Linked DNA regions of Homo sapiens: region 2 is linked to region 1. Evidence: read pairs that join two places in POLR2A ChIA-PET (ENCODE). Cell type or tissue: Panc1. All regions are shown on one strand.

Region 1 (8,000 bases):
GATTGGCTCTGAGTCAAAATAAAGAGGAAGGACGTGGGTGAGGACGTGAATTTTATGATCCCTGAGCAATGTCACCCTGGTGCCCAGGAACTAACCCCCTCACCTGCTTCCCCAGTAGGTCTGACTGCTCCAGGCCCCTGCTGCAACTACTTGGGCAAAAGCTTGGCCCTCTGGAAGCTTGCATTCCCTAGGAAGCGGGCACATTAGAGGTTCAGGAGGAGGGAGCTCAGAGCAGTCAACCACATGAAGTTACCTTTCATCCAGGGCCTTTGTGGCCAGCAAGTCAAAAACAAAATATTATTGTTCCCACTTTGCAGATGAGAAAACTGAGGCCCAGAGTAGCGATGTGACTCACCTAAGGTCATGCGGCTGAGGAGCTGGCTCGGGAGTACACATCTGCCCAGGCACCTGCACCACACCTAACAGGCAGAACGCAATGGGCTCAGTTGCCTCATCTGCAAAATAGACTCTCAGCATCCATCCTGCACCTGGCAAAGGAGGCGGAGAAGGGCAAGGATTCCACCCCCAAGCCGGCCACGCCGCCCGCCGTCCTGCTCCAACACCCACAGAAAGACAGGAAATGGCTCGCCCAGGATTCTCACTTGGCCTTCCCTTCTAGCATCCACTTTAAGATTGGCAGGGGCTGCTCTGAGCAAAGCCACCGCAGCTGTGACCCCTTGAGGTCAGTGTTCGTGGCAGGGGCTGCAGGGTTGTGATGGGCCAGACATTGAGGATAGCACTTGAGAGGGCTGGGGACCCTCTGCTTTGGCATTCTAAAGGTCTGAGTCCCTCCTAGGACAGGCCAGAGACAGCATCTAAAGATACCCAGAGATAGGGACGCAGCAGGCCCAGTGGGCTGCTAGAATCCCAGCAGCCAGGAGAGTGATGTGTCCCAGCAGAGGAGGCCACTGGAACAGAGCAAAAACCACAGGAACCGAAACTTCCCGGGTGCCCATGAGTCACCACCCTGTGAGGGCTGGGCCCTGGGGCTGGGTGGGAACTTTCCCAGGCCTTGACCCTCAGCTCAAGGGCATGTCCCTTGACCCCATGACAACACAAAGAGAGGGCTGCAGCCTGGGGTTCACACCCTGGTATGTCTCTGTCTTACTCTCAGTATCTCTGCCAAGAGATCATTTGATTCATTAATTAGTGTAAGTATGTATATCTTTAGAATAGGAAATACAGGCATATTGCAAAAAAAAAAAAAAAGTGAAAATCAAGCCTCCTCCCCTCCCCTGTTCTTCACTATCAAGTTCCTCTGCCCCCAAGTCTCCTCCTTGGAGGCCTCCACTCCTACCAGTTTCTTTAAAGCCATATATGTTTGTATATGCATTTAGAAACCCAAATGCAAACATGTGTGTGTTCATTCTTTTCCTCTTTTTACACAAATGGTAGCATGTCAATATACCTTGGAACCCTCTCCTTATAGAAACATACAGGGTCCATTCTCCTTTCTTCAGTGGTTTAAATCAATACTAATATGTATTTCGTATAATTCTGTGGGTTGAAGAGGCACAGTTGGGAGGTCCTCCATTCCATGTGACGTAGCTAATGTCATCTGTATGTTGGTTCTGCTTAACAGTTGTGTAGAGTCCCATTGTACGGACATCATTGTTTATTTAATCAGTCCCCTATTGATTAACATTTGGAGATTGACAATCTTTTGCTTTGATAAATAATGCCACAGTGAATGAGGAGCACACACGTCCCCTGTGTATCCGCATGATGAAATCCTAGGGTTGGCTGTGCCGGTCAGAGGGAAGAGCAGGTGTGGTTTGGCAGGGGCTCCCAGTGGCTCTCCCAGACACGCTGATTCCTCTTCCTGCCAGCCCCACACTCTGGCACCTGTCCTTGCACCCTCAGCAGCAGAGTGTGCCATACTTTTGATCTTTTTGATATAATGGTTCAAAAAGGGTCTTTTTTTTTTTTTTTTGAGACAGGGTTTCTCTCCCATTGCCCCGGCTGGAGTGCAATGGCACGACCTCAGCTCACTGCAATCTTTGCCTCCCAGGCTCACATGATTCTCCTGCCTCAGTGTCTGGAGTAGCTGGGACTACAGGCACATGCCACTGCACGCAGCTAATTTTTGTATTTTTAATAGAGATCTGCCTGCCTTGGCCTCCCAAAGTGCTGGGGTTACAGGCGTGAGCCACCACACTCGGCCTAAAAGAGGGTCTTTTATTGAAGTTTTAATTTGCATTTCTTTTATGAGTAAGGCTGAGTAACTTTTCATCTATTTAAGAGCCACTTATATATTCTTTTGAAACGGTCTTCCTATATTTTGCCCATTTTTTAAATTGAGTTATTGGTTTGTTCTTGTTGCTGGGTAGGAGATCTTTATACAATAAAGAAATTAATCCCTTCTTTGCAATACGAATTGCGATTTTATTTCTCAGCTAATTTCTCTCATTCTCTGCAGGAGTGGCCCAGAGTGACCAACCCAAAGGGGGTGGAATCTCTAGGCTGTAACAGTGGAGGACTGGGTCTATTCTGAGCTGGAGAGTATGGCTGGGACGGTATAGAAGAGAAATGGCTTCCAACAGCTCCTGCCCTGGCAGGTGGCTTGGGGGAGCCCACTCTGGCCTGGCCAGATCTCCAGGGCCCCAGGCCCAGGCATCATCCTATGAGAGGGAGGCCAACACCTAGAAGGTCCAAGCAGTCTGAGGGGTTCAGGGGCCCAAGGTCACCAGAAAGAAAGAGAACCCAGGGTTCCTGGGTCCCAGTGTGCTGTTCTGCACCTGGGCCAAGGCCCTGGAAAGCTCCAGAAGGCAGCATGCCTGTTAATAACATCTCACATTTACAGAGCCCTCCCATATGTCCAGCCCTGCACAGGTACTTGACTGTCACCACCCCCACACACAAACCCATTTTGTTCTCCCCAGCAACTCCATGGGGGTGAGAGCCAATGTTATTGCTCTACGACAGAGGAGGAAACGGAGGTCTGTCTACATGACACACCCTGGAGAAGTGGGGCTGGCCCACCAGAAAGCAGCAGCTCTTACTCAGCGGAGAAGTCCAGCCAAAGTCCTGGGGTGGGGGCCTCATTAGGGCGCTGCTTGGGGAGCAGAACCTCTTGCAGACTGAGCAGAGAATTTCTACCTGCCCTCCCCTCAGAGGGGCCTGAGCCTTCCTTACCAGGCTGGTCACTGATGCGTCCTTGAATAAACTGTCTAAAAGAGCACCCAGCAAGGGCCTGGCCCCGCCACTGCCCTCTTGCTTTGTCAAATAAACCCGAGAAATGTTTTCAGGCCCAGGAATCCTGGAGAGGGAGGCACAGCCCTGCAGAAAGGGACAGAGCTGCTCTGGCTTGGAGCCAGAAGTGCTGCTATCAACTTGCAGAGGCTCCTTGGACAACTGTCACCTTGCTGGCTTCAAATGCAAGGAAGGAACTGGGTCAGATAGTGTCTGTGTCCTTTGTCACTCAGAGCAGTACCACTCTGGGGTGTGATACCCCTTCCCAGGCCTCCCTCCCAGAGTGTCTAATGCTCCTTCATCCTGCTTCTCACCCACCAGCACCCACCAGTTGCGGTTACTCCCGTGAGGTCCAGGAGAGCAGCTGCCACGTGGGTCCTGTTTAGCTCTGTCGCCCAGTCACCTGGCAGACATGCAGAAGTGTTTGTTGAATGAATGAATGAGCAAAACTCCATTGCTTTGCCAGAGGACACCACTAAAGAGCCAATGAAGAGTGTGATCAGGTTTCTTGAAGCCCTTCCCTGGAGCAAAACCCCTGCTGCTCCAGAGACATTGGTGAATTCCTCCCTAAGGAGGAGCCCCAGACAGAAGGCCAGGCTTCAGGAGCTCTGGGCTGGCAGGGGCAGGGTGGGGTGAGAGACAGTCTTCCAAGCTGAATCACCCACCAGCCTCGGGGACCCGGGGATGAATGGTGGCAGAGCAGGTAGGAGTGAAAAGGGCCTTTGGTGCTTTCCAGCTTTCTGGAGAAGCACAGGTGGGATGTGAACAGTGGGCTGCTTTGTTGAGAACTAGGCAAGCAGCAGGCTAGGCGGAGTCATCTCTTGCGTGTCTGTGCCACATGGCCCACCTTCCCACTTCCTTGCTTCACAGCCCAGCAAAGAGGTGGTTCTCTGCAGAATGCCGGCCCTAACCCATTTCCTTCCTGGATGCGGGGAAGCCCCTTTTCCCCTGGACCTGGACTGCCACAAAGGCCCTGCCATCAGCAGCCCAGCTGGCTCCCTCAAGACACTGAATCGTTTTACTCCCTGAAGCCTTGAGGTCTCCCTGTCTCCCACCCTGCCCAACACAAAGACTCTCATAAGTTTCTTGGATTAATTTGAATTGACTGATTTGAATTGAATTGACTTGAATCTTATTGAAGTGAGTTGAATTAAATGCCAGATTACAGGCTTCATCGGAGCCCATAGAAATTTGGTTTTTCTAAATGCTGGTCCATAGATCAGAAAGGCAAATTTTCATCCCTTGTTTCCAAATCCTCCTCGGGGAGGTAGGCAGGGAAATGGGGGTACAGGAGAAGGGACAAGGGGAATAGGATTCAGTGATGGCTTCCTCTGAAAAACACCACTCTCCAGCACTCCCCACCTTTCCAATTCAAGCTTTAAAATGCCAAAAAACCTCATTCCCAGAAGCAAAAAGAAGTCAGTTGAAAGTTCTCTGTTCGGATTGCAGGTGGCGTGCATGAGTACTGATAATGTCAGGATGGCAGAGCTCTAGATCAGGTACGAACCGGGAGCTGGAGCAGAACATCCAGACGACACTGGCAAGAAGAGGCTTGTTAGCATCCTGGGAGTGGATGATAGTGTCCAGGCAGAGAGGCCACCATGACCTAAAGCCAGATATTTTCAGTGTCTACTTCCTTGAGCCTGGCAGGACCTGGCAGCGGTAAACCCTCCCTCCCAGCAACCTGCTCATCCTTGAGGTTTTCATTTCCTTCTCGGTCTCCTTTGCAGGCCAGGCCTCCCCTGGGTGGCAAATGCTGGCAAATGGGTGCCTCTTCCCTTGACTCTACTTTCTCTGGTTAATCCCATCCACTTCCTCCTTGGTGGGGGTAGGGGAGGCCCTGACCTCCACTGCAATGGCTTAGTCACCACCCAGACAAGATGGCTTAGAGGTGGCTCTCAGACCCTGCAGCCATCCTGAGACTCAGATCCAAAGAGCCACCTGCTTCCTTAACTTCCCCACCTGTGTGGCTACAGAGACCTTGAACATAAGTTTATGAAAGTGAGTCTGCTGGCTAACCCCCGCTCGGGCCTTCCCTGTCTCAGCCAATGGCCACAGCATTCATCCAAATGCCCAAGCTGGACACGGGACCAGGCCTTCAACTTATCCTTCTTCACCCTCCATAGCCAATCCACCCCCGAATCGCGGCAGTGTTGCCTCCTCAAGATCTCTCAGCTTCCTCCAATCCTCTCCATCTCTGCCCCTGAGTCTGTCCCCGGGCTGGACAAATGCAGTAGCCTCCCAGCTGCTCTTCCCAAACTCACCATGGCTCCTTCCAATCTGTTCTCCATAATGCTGCCCGAGCGATAGTGCCAAAATGCAAGTCAGCTCAAATCCATAGCCCGTGGCCTTCATAACCAACAGTAGTTTCCCATTATTTTGGGGTTAAAGGTGCAGCTCATTAATATGGAGGAAAAATCCCACTCCCCCCTCGCCACCTGTCCCTCTGAGCCTTTTGTGCCTGACATGCTTCCTTCTGTCCTGCCCAGGGCCTCTGCACATGCTCTCCCCTCGGCCGAGAACATTCTTCCCTCTCCCCCTTCCTGTAGTTAGCTCCTATTCATCCTTCAGGTCATACTTTGAATATCGACGAAGTCTGCCTTGACCTCACTGACCAGGCCAGTCCCCCATAGTCAAGGCCTTCACACACTGTATGCCGCTCATGCACGCCACTAGTCCTGGCTGGAACTGTCCATTTTGTCGGAAAGGCCATCTGATTCGCATCTGTCTCCTGCTCTAGACTGTAAGGCAGGGAAGGTATTCGCATCTATCTCCCCCTCTAGACTGTAAGGCAGGGAAGGTGTCTGCTTTGGTTCGCCATTTTATTTCCAAGAGCCAGCCCTGTGCCTTCCACAGCAGGAGCTCCATGAAGAATGAATGAATGATACATGAATGAATGAATGTGAGCAAGAAAAGAGGGCCTAAGTCTGAACACTTTCATCCCTGCTCCACCAGTTGAGGGCTGTACTGCAGCCAGGCAGGCCTCCTTACTACTCCCAAGACAGCTTCCTCCGTCCCATCTCCCGGCCTGTGCCCACTCCTGCCTCACCTCCATCCTATACATCACTCCCCTCTTTCCTGCATCTGGCTAAATTTCATTCCTTCCAAGGTTCAGCTCATGTTAGAGTCTAAGAAACAACCATCAAACAGTCACCAGCAGGATGGCTGGAAGAAGACACTATGTGTTGAAGCTTTTTTCTACCCCATATTGAAAATATTCTCAATTCCCCATGGCCGGGTGGTCCCTGGTAGACAGCACCTGAGCAATAAAAGCACATGTTTTGATTGTATTTCCAGAGACAGAAACTTCCCTGCTCACAGTGCGGGTAAGGTCCGGAGAATCTCCAGGTGGTGTCAGCCCTGCTGAGAACCACATCTCACTTCAGCAAAACACTCCCAAGAAATCAAGAGGAAAGCCCATCAAATGAACAGTGGGGTTAGTCCCCACCAAAGGCGGGGGTAGCTACAGTGTGATCTGACCTAAGCAAAGCCTTTAGTTTCTCCAGGAAGAACAGGGAGAAGTGGGGACGTCCCATCACCTAAATATTACCATGCTTCATTTACAAAAGGGACTTTCGGGGGACTGAGTTCATAAGGGGAAGTCAGGCTGGGACTGGCTTACAATTCAGACACCTCTGAGGCCTCTGAAAGCTTGGGCCCAGGTGTGACACCAAAGATGAGTTGGGACAGTCCCTGCGATGAGGACAGAAACAATATCAAGTCACACATCCTAGCCATCAGTTTATGAGCCCCCAGAGTCCCTGAGATGGTGCTGAGGAACACATATCATAGAATGGCAGGGGCAGAAGCCCGGGTGTGGTGGCTCACACCTGTAATCCCAGCACTTTGGGAGGCCGAAGCGGGTGGATCACCTGAGGTCAGGAGTTCAAGACCAGCCTGACCAATATGGTGAAACCCCATTCTACTAAAAATACAAAAATTAGTTGGGCACGGTGGCAGGCACCTGTAGTACCAGCTATTTGGGAGACTGAGACAGGAGAATTGCTTGAACCCAGGAGGCAGAGGTTGTAGTGAGTCAAGATCGTGCCACTGCACTCCAGCCTGGGCAACAGAGCAAGACTCTCTCTCAAAAAATTAAAAAAAGAAAAACAAGAATGATAGGGGCAGAAAGGGCCTTAGAGCTCATCCAGTCCATCCCCCCTTTGACAAATGGGGAAACTGAGTCCAGAGAGGGCAATAGACTTGCTCAAGGCAACTGAATAACTTATTAGGGTAATTAGAGCTAGAAACCATCTCTCCTGGATCTTTCTGCTGCCAGTGTGGATTGCTTGTGGAACCCATCACCCTGCCTGCCTGTCCTCTCTGTACATTGACTAGTAAGGCTACACATTCTCTTAGGAAGGCTGAGGGGTATCTGGTGGATAGATGGGACCGGCCTCGCTGAGCTGGAAACTGGTCAAATAAATGCAGGCAGGAGACAACCCCAAAACTAGCAGTTATTGAATATGTATCACGTGTCAGATACTGTGCTTTCTATGCAGCATCTCCTTTTGGTAGTTTAAAGATGGCTGCAATGTTTGACACACCTTCCATCAAAAGGTGAGGTGTCATTCTTAAATCAGGGCTGGCCTGAATGACTTGCTTAACCAGATAGTGGACCACTAGAATGCAGTGGAAGCGACATTCTGGGATTTCTGAGGCTAAGTCACAAGAAGCCTTGCAGCTTCTGCTTGGGGTTCTTGGAACACTTGGTCTCAGTGTGCTCCCTCTAGGATTTCAGGCTGGGAAGAGCTCCAGCCTCATGGGGAGGCCATGTGTAGCCACTCAGGTCATCAGCCCCAGCAGCC
Region 2 (8,000 bases), 650 kb after region 1:
CAAAGTCCTTTGCATCCAGGTGCTAGGCTAAATAATGGCCTTCCAAATATATCCACGTCCTAACCCCTAGGACCTGTGAATGTTAACTCACATGGCAAAGAGAAATTTGCCAATGTGATTAAGAACCTTGAGATGAGATTTTCCAGCTGGGCCCTGAATATCCACAACAGTCCTTATAAGAGGGATGCAGGAAGGTCAGAGTCAGATAGACGGTGATGTGATGATGGTAGCTGAGACTGGAATAATGCGGATTGAGGATGACAGAAAGGGGCCATGAGCCAAGACATGCAGGTGGCTTCTAGAAGCTGGAAAAGGCAATCTGGGAATAACGTCTACCCTAGAGCCTCCCAAAGGAACCAGCCAGACTGACACATTGGCTTTAGCCCAGTAGATTGATTTTGAACTTCTGGCCTCCAGAATTGTAAGAAAATTAAGTTGTGTTGCTTTAAGTTTAAAATTTGTTGCAGCAGCAAAAAGGAAACTGATACAATCCATCCACTTTCTCCCTTCTCATTAGCCCTACCTGGCTTCTATCCCCATCCACTACAACCTCCTCATAAGGGGGTCCTGATTCCAGCCTTGCCTCCTCTGGTGCATCCCCCATAGGTCCACCAAAGTGGTCTTTCTCCTGCTTCACACCTTTGATGGCTCCTGATCATGGAGGAAAAGTCCAGACCTATCCTCAGCTCAGATTTCAGGACTTGCTCCCTGCCCACCCCTCTCTCTTCATCTCCCTCCACTTTACACCTTCAGACTGCTGGATTTCTGAACTCACCTCATGGATTAACTGTCCATGTTCTCGCCTATGTTAACATAGCGAGAACTGGACAGGCCCATGTGGCGACTGCAGCATGAGGTGGCATTTGGGGGGAATCTCAGAGGCAATTGAGAAGACTTTCCTGGTGGTCCTGCTTGAGCTGCTGGAGAGACAGATAGGGTGTGTTTGTGCTATGTGGGGGCCTCCCCTGCAGACACGGTCTGGAGAGCACCCAGGACACTGGGATCACACACTCTATATTTTTTCTTGGTGGGCCACCTGCATCCCAGCCACCTGCTGGCTTATTTATAAAGCAGATTCCTGGGCTCCACCCCAGACCAACTGCATCAGAAGCTTCGAGTAGTGAACATAAGCAACCTGCACTTTAAACAAACCCCAAAGGGGGCTTCATAACTAGACCCACATTTCTGAAGCACTGCCTTCTCCTGACTTACTGGCACCTCGGAGGAAAGTATCATCAGGCCCATTATCCAGATGAGAAAACCAAAGTTCAGAGAGGTTAGGTCACTGGCCTGATGCCTTACAGCTACTAAGTTGCTGAGTCGGCATTTAAAGCCAGGTCTTTTGAGTCCACTGCAGGTGTTCTTTCTATCACTCTCCTTCTCTCAAAGAGAGAAGAGATCACTGGGGGGCTTCAGAAGCAAGGTCCCAAGGGACCACCTGGCAGCGCCTCAACCTGGGCTGGCCTGGGAAGCTGAGCAGGATCTAGAGGGGAAGGCAAAGGAATCAAGGGCTTCCATTTCCCAAGTGTCTATGGCATTGAGCATGGCACTGTCACCACACACACATGCAGTCTCATTTTATCCTTGCTTCAGCCCTAGAGGCTGAATGTTACTGTTCCCATGTTGCGGGTGGGACAAGTGACACTCAGAAGGGTGACATCCACTCTTGTGAATGTGTCCAGTAAGTGAAAGAACAGGGGTGGGAACTCAGTTACCCCTGGCTTGAAAGTCACGCTGTTTTCTACTATAGCTTCAACTTTTCTTTTTTTAAGAGCAGAAGCCACTCTTCAAATGAAGTCTGACACAAGATCCCAGGATGCCAGAGAGGTGAGACCGAAGCCAGCTGATGGACCTCTCCATCCCCATTGCTAACACCGAGGCTTCTTTCTCCACAACCACAGCCCACATCACCCATCTTCCAAGCAGAAAGGAAAATACACCTGCAGGGAGCTGGGAAGCGGGCCACCAGGATAAGGCAACAGCAGGGGGGCTCCAGCTGGGGTGGGCCAGACCCCGAGGCCCTCCCCGACACTCCAAATGCAGAATCAGCTTTGGAGGGAGGGATCCCTGTTTCCCCAGGTGGCCCCACAATCAGGATGACTGCTTCAGGAATGCTTCCATCTTTGGGGCTTGAGTCTAATCATGCCAACCTGCCCCCTGCCAAGTCTCTAAAGAAATCAGGCAATGGTTCTGACAAGTTTTGAAAGGCTTCCATTGCTCTGTGAAACATTCTTGTGCAAGTACCTTTAGGAAGGAGTCGCATGCGGTAGGTTTCTCAAATGTCTTCTCCTCCTCTGTCAAAGGAAGGAGGGAAGGAGAGAGGCCAAATAGAGTGGTGCATAAGGTGTGTGCTAACTTTGAAAAAAAGGAAAAAAAAATCACAGCTGTCCACCTTCCTGCAGCTGCTTCACGCCTAGGCTGCCCGGTTCTCTTCTGCCTGCCTGCTCTTTCCTTCTCAACGTCTGGAGATCCAGGAGTTTTCCTTCCTCCCAAGATGCCACTTTCTGAAGCCAAGGCCAATGGTATGGCAATCATGACCCCCACATCATCACAGCTGCCTAAGTACGGGCTCCCCTTCTGCTCCAAGTACGGGCTTCCCTTCACTCCCACCACAACCAAAAGGATCAACATTCAAAAAGGAGCAGTGTCTAATGCTCATTTATGGTCAGTGTCATTCTTTTCATTCCTAATCCACCCCAACCTGGGAGCCGTGGCAGCCCGGCCTGGAGGAGAAGTCTCCAGGCATCAAGATGTGTTCGGAGCCCCTCAGCACAGCCTCTCTGGGCGTCTTTCTGCTCCAGCTATGGCCCAGCAATGAGGACTGGTGACTATGGCACAGACAGCCCCTGAGGCAGCCCTGGCCTTCACCAGGCTATAAGCGCTCTCTCTATCGCCCTCCCAGTAGCGGACCAAAGGTGAACCTGGATGTGACCCTGCAGAGCCTGAAGGAGAACTGAGCTGGTGCAGCCTGTCCCCAGGGAGGCCCTCTGGCCAGCGTGCCTGGCTCCCCTCCCTGCCCCATGCCCTCCCACAGGCCCAGCCTTGGCCACTTGCAGCATTCAAGAATGCACGAGCCAATCCCTTGTGGCAAAGGGGAGGAAGTAGAGCCAGGGACAGATTGTTATAAATAGGCATGTCTGACTGAGAAGGTCACCGGCCAGGGCAAAACATGCCAGAAATTCTACAAGAGAGAGACAGACATAAATTATCTGAGCATCTCACCACCTCTCTCTTTCTCGGGGTGGAGAACAGGAGTGAGTTCCAAGACAGGGCAAGGGTAAGCAGGTGGCCACGGACATCCAGCCAGCAGCTGAAAAGGCTCTTCTATCGAAGAGGCACTTGTACATTGCATCTAGTTCTTAAAAAGGCTGGCTTTTCTTGGCACTCACAAGAGACTGGGGAGAGCCCCAGCTGGAAAGCAGGAGGGTCAAAGAGGCATAGTGAGCCCCTCCCAGCCCTTCTCTCTTTTCTAGCCCGTCTGCTCCTCAGCCTTGTCCTGCACCTAGCCTAGTGTGTCTCAGCAGGGGGAGGTTTTGCCCTCTGTCCTTTCCCAGGGGACATGTGGCAATGTCAAGAGACATTTTGGTTTCTCTGGACAATCAGGAGCGGGTGCTACTGGCATCTAGAGGGCAGAGGCCAGGGCTGCTGCTAAACATCCTACAACGCAGAGGATATTCCCCCACAACAAAGAACCATCCGGCCCCAATTGTTAACAATGCCAAGGTGAGAAACCCTGGCCTATCCCCTCTCAGGAACCCACTCCACCTCCAGACACCCTCCTCCTTCCCATTCATTTCCAAGGGCCCTGTCGAGGCAGCCGGAGCACACAAGTACTCATAGCTACGCAAATAGCAACTCCTTATTTGCTGTGTTTGCTCAGCCAATATTGACTTTGCAGCCTAACACTGGTGCTATTGAGCCGGGGTTATTCTCAATATTGTTTGAGCAGCATTAGAACAGCCTGTGATAACCGGCAGCAGAACAGGAAGCTGCGCCTCCCTCCTCAGTCTCCCCTGCCCCCCGCCGCACCCCCTCCGTGGGACGCTCCTGTAAAGACAGAGGAACCTGTGTGCTCATGGAGTCAAGCGGACCTAATGCCCGCTCCTCCGCTGAGCAAACACACCGAGGTTAGAGAGGGAGCGTGCTCTCTGGCTAAGTCAACACTCCAGGGAAGTTGGAGCAATTGAAAAAGGTTACTTGGGGAGGCTGTCCTTTGGGGTGGGGCCAGTGAAAAATGATGGTGAGGCAGTTCCAGGCTATCAGCCAAACCCTGCGGTTGGGCTCTGCAGGGAAAGGCTTGCAGGGACTGGAGCTCAGGGGCTCCAGGTGCCCAAGCAGACAGATGGTGACTCCATCCATCAGTCAAATACCCAGTAGGTGGGGGTCTAGTAGGGGCCAGTCGCTTACTGATTGGGACCAGAAGCTTAGAGTAGGAGGACCCTGTGGATAAGCTAATGCAGCCACCACGTGTTCATGAGGAAGACCGAGAAAACTAGCCTCTGCCTTGGAGCTTGTCTCACCAGCGCTGGCTGTGAGTTCACAACTGAGCACAACCCGCTCTGCAGGAAAGCACTCTCCCCGCCCACTGGGCTGAGGTCCCTTTAACAGATGCCAACATTGACTCTGCCACCATGAGAGTGGGCCCTAAAGCGTAGCCCAGGAGAGGGACTGCAGTGACCTCCATTCACATCCGGTGTGAGGATGGGTGGCAGGGTCTGAGTGTCTTCTCGGAGGGACAGAAGGAACGGGGAGAGAAACGAGTGGCCAGGCCTACACAAGCCCCTTGGGCAAGCAATAGAAGAGGAAGTCGCATCTCTTGCATCCCAGAGCTCACAGTCCAGAGGGAGAACCTGGAGGCACAGAAATGAAACCGTGCAACCAGCGTGGAATCAAGGCTCCCGTGTGAGTCTAAGGGGAGTCATGAGCACAGTCGTGTGCAACCTGCCCAACCACACCCCGCAGTTCTGCAGTGAGACCAGACAAGCCATGGAATATTCTGAGACGAGAAATCCACATGGAGTAATTGGGGTGGCTTTTCCTTGCCCACAAGTACAGCAAATGTAGGCTTAGCAGTACATTTGGATCTGGGCCCATGCCGTGTCTCCAGGTCAATATGAAACAAGTTGCCAGGATCATCAAGGGGGCATTCTAAAAATTAGCTCTAGCCAGCCCTAGTGGCCTGGGAGTACCAAAATGGTCATTTGCTAAAATTGGCCATTAACATTTTCTACTAACTGCTCTCTCCAAAGACTTGGAAAACGAGGGGGAAACTCCTTGGAAATCAAGTGTTATGTAGACCCTTATGGCAGCCTGGACTCCAACCTTCAGAAGCTATTCATTTTTAAAAATACATGGTGGGCATTTTCTACATGTGGTTGAGTATTTTATCCAACAGCCAAGTCATTCCAGTTTTCCCCACAGCAGACATGTTAGCCAATGTGCTGCCTGCTCAGTCAGTGCCTCCTTTTCTGACCACCCACAGGAACTGTCCCTGCCACCATGTTTATCCACATTCACGTACCTCTCCCTGGCTGCAGCTGTTGGAACAGCAATGGACTCCTGACTGAGGGGAGGCACCCCATTGGCTAGCCATTGACCAATCAGATTCTGTCTCCTGGGTCTCTGGACTTAGATTCTTGGTATTGGGCCCATAACCTGAGAGATCATGTCCAAGTTTAAGTGAACAAGTTAAAACCTAGAAAAGGCAGAACAGCCGGGTGTGGTGGCTCATGCCTGCAGTCCCAGCACTTTGGGAGGCCCAAACGGGTGGATCACCTGAGGTCGGGAGTTCGAGACCAGCCTTACCAGCATGGAGAAACTCCGTCTCTACCAAAAATACAAAATTAGCCGGGCATGGTAGTGCATGCCTGTAATCCCAGCTACTCCGGAGGCTGAGGCAGGAGAATCGCTTGGAACCCACGAGACAGAGGTTGCGCTGAGCCAAGATTGTGCCATTGCACTCCAGCCTGGGCAACAAGAGCAAAACTCTGTCAAAAAAAAAAAAAAAAAAAAAAAAAAAGAAAGAAAGAGAGAGAGAAGGAAGGAAAGAAAGAAGGAGAAAAAGAAAAGGCAAAACAGAGAAAGCCAGTCTGCAGAGAAAAGAATGAAACAAAGCTACTGAGATAAGCTGAGATGAAAAAAAAAAAAAAAAAAACACCCAGAGAAACACAGGCAAGAAGCTAGGAAAGTCTCTGAGCCTCTCACGGGTCTGGTTGTCATCCCTGCCCTTGAAGTCGGTGAGATTCCTCATAGCCTTCCAACGAAATCATTGTTATTACTGAGAGTTAAATTTATAATACTTCTATTTCTTGCAACCAAACAATTATTGACCAAGACCCCTATTAAGACATCACCTATGTGCTGCACTGTACTTGTTCAATACTGAGGATCTCACCTCTTCTTCTTCTTCTTGCCCACCTTTAGGTCTAACTGGACCTCCTTTCTCTCCTGGTATTCCTCTGTCTTCATTTCTTTAGTGCTTCCTTTCAGGGTCTCAGGTAATAATAACCAGCAGTGTGCCCCAGTGATTAGCAGATGAGTGAGCTGTGTAACCTAGACACCATGTTCCACTTAATGGTTTGTTTGCTCAGCCTACTTCAAAGGAGGCTGTTAGCCTATAAGTCAATAATTAGTCATTCAACAAATACCCATCAAGCTATGGCCCAACCCCAGCAAAGATATGTTGAAAAAAAAAAAAAACTTTTGAAGAGCAAATATAAGCCTTTATATATGGTTGACTTAGCCGTTTCTATTTTCCTTTCACAACAGAGAGGCAATGTTGATGTGCTACCAGTCCTAATGCAGCTAGAAGTTATCTGTTACACCAATGACCCCATCAAAAAGAGAACTGTTAACACAGGCCCAGTTTTTACTTTGCTTGTAGTGGTGGGGTATTAGCTAATTGTTGCCCATTAAGAGAAACAAATAATCCCCAGTGAGTCCCAAAAAGAAGTGGAAGTGGAGCTGAATCACCTGTAAGATCAGGGCTTCTCTTAGCTGCTCACAGCTGCCTGACCCAGTCACAGAAGAAGATGTAGAGGGGATTCATTCCATCTTACTTTTATTGGGTTTTCTTTTACTATGTGAAATGAATCTCAAGAAAACATCTCTCATCCCCCCAAACTCTATCATTGTTCTACTCCTCAATTTTAGTATTACTACTGTAATGATAAGATTATAGCTACTACATAATAAGATTAAACATTTAAAACCATCTAACAAATCACCCATAAGCTTACCCCCATCATTCAATCAACAGTCTTCTCTCTTGTCTCTTTTTTTTTTTCTTTTGGCACATTACCTCCCAAAGGTAGAATTTTCACAGACATGACCCTAGCATGCATGTCAGGTTGCAATTTGCTGTTTGATCCTGCCTGCCATTTTTTCATGTGTAAGCAATATTTTCTAGGCTCATGTTTCCCACTTATGACCTTCAACCCCTTCTAAAGCTCTACCCAATTATGACTCAAGGAATTCCCATTTTTCCCTCCTCTATTCTCCAGCTCTCCTTTGGAGTGCCACTTGCAGAGCTGCCTGGGAGGTGCCTCACTGCTGTCCTACAGGGCCCACTGACAAACCAGGCAGTCGCGTTTCCCCAGGCATGGCCACCCCTGCAGCCACCCCTGTGGCACGCTGCCACTTCTGTGTGAGTGTTCCGCCCATGCCCATCACCCATCACACACTCCGCTGGGTACCACACACTGCCTCCCCAGGTACTGATGTTTCCTCAGAGTGCTCTTGGCCTTTGCAGGGACCACAGCTCTCATTTACCTCCTTGAACACCCAGCACCTAACACAGAACATAATACATAGCAGATGCTAAAAAATATTGGATGAAAAAATGAGTGAATAAATAAACTAATGCTTTGTGGATGGACAAAGGAGCCATAAGGTCCCCTGGCCTCCTCTTTCTGCACATGCTTCTCCTTCTCCCACAGCGCTCTGCCACCCTTGCCAACGTATATGCTTTGAGGACTCATTCCCTAAACATCCACCTCAGG

What was found. Peaks named below come from ENCODE experiments on the same cell type or tissue, not always from the same donor. Only the 100,000 strongest peaks of a DNase experiment are listed, where the experiment ranks them.
Region 2: POLR2A ChIA-PET joins it to region 1 with 11 read pairs; 2 of 35 experiments call an interaction of 5 or more read pairs at or near these places.

Annotation. Positions count from the first base shown.
Region 1 is chr15:70,239,080-70,247,079 of GRCh38, reverse strand. No RefSeq gene overlaps it. Among named protein-coding and RNA genes, the nearest start is that of TLE3, 150 kb to the right of the region's middle. RefSeq lists an enhancer at 1,081-1,130. In Panc1, no CTCF peak of the experiment used is centred here; a DNase peak (open chromatin) is centred at 933.
Region 2 is chr15:69,590,708-69,598,707 of GRCh38, reverse strand. PCAT29 (prostate cancer associated transcript 29) reads right to left here and starts at 6,508. Exons shown (of 4, transcript NR_126438.1): 1 at 6,395-6,508. In Panc1, no CTCF peak of the experiment used is centred here; DNase peaks (open chromatin) are centred at 3,875, 4,137 and 6,599; H3K4me3 peaks cover 1,607 bases; H3K27ac peaks cover 6,038 bases; H3K27me3 peaks cover 247 bases.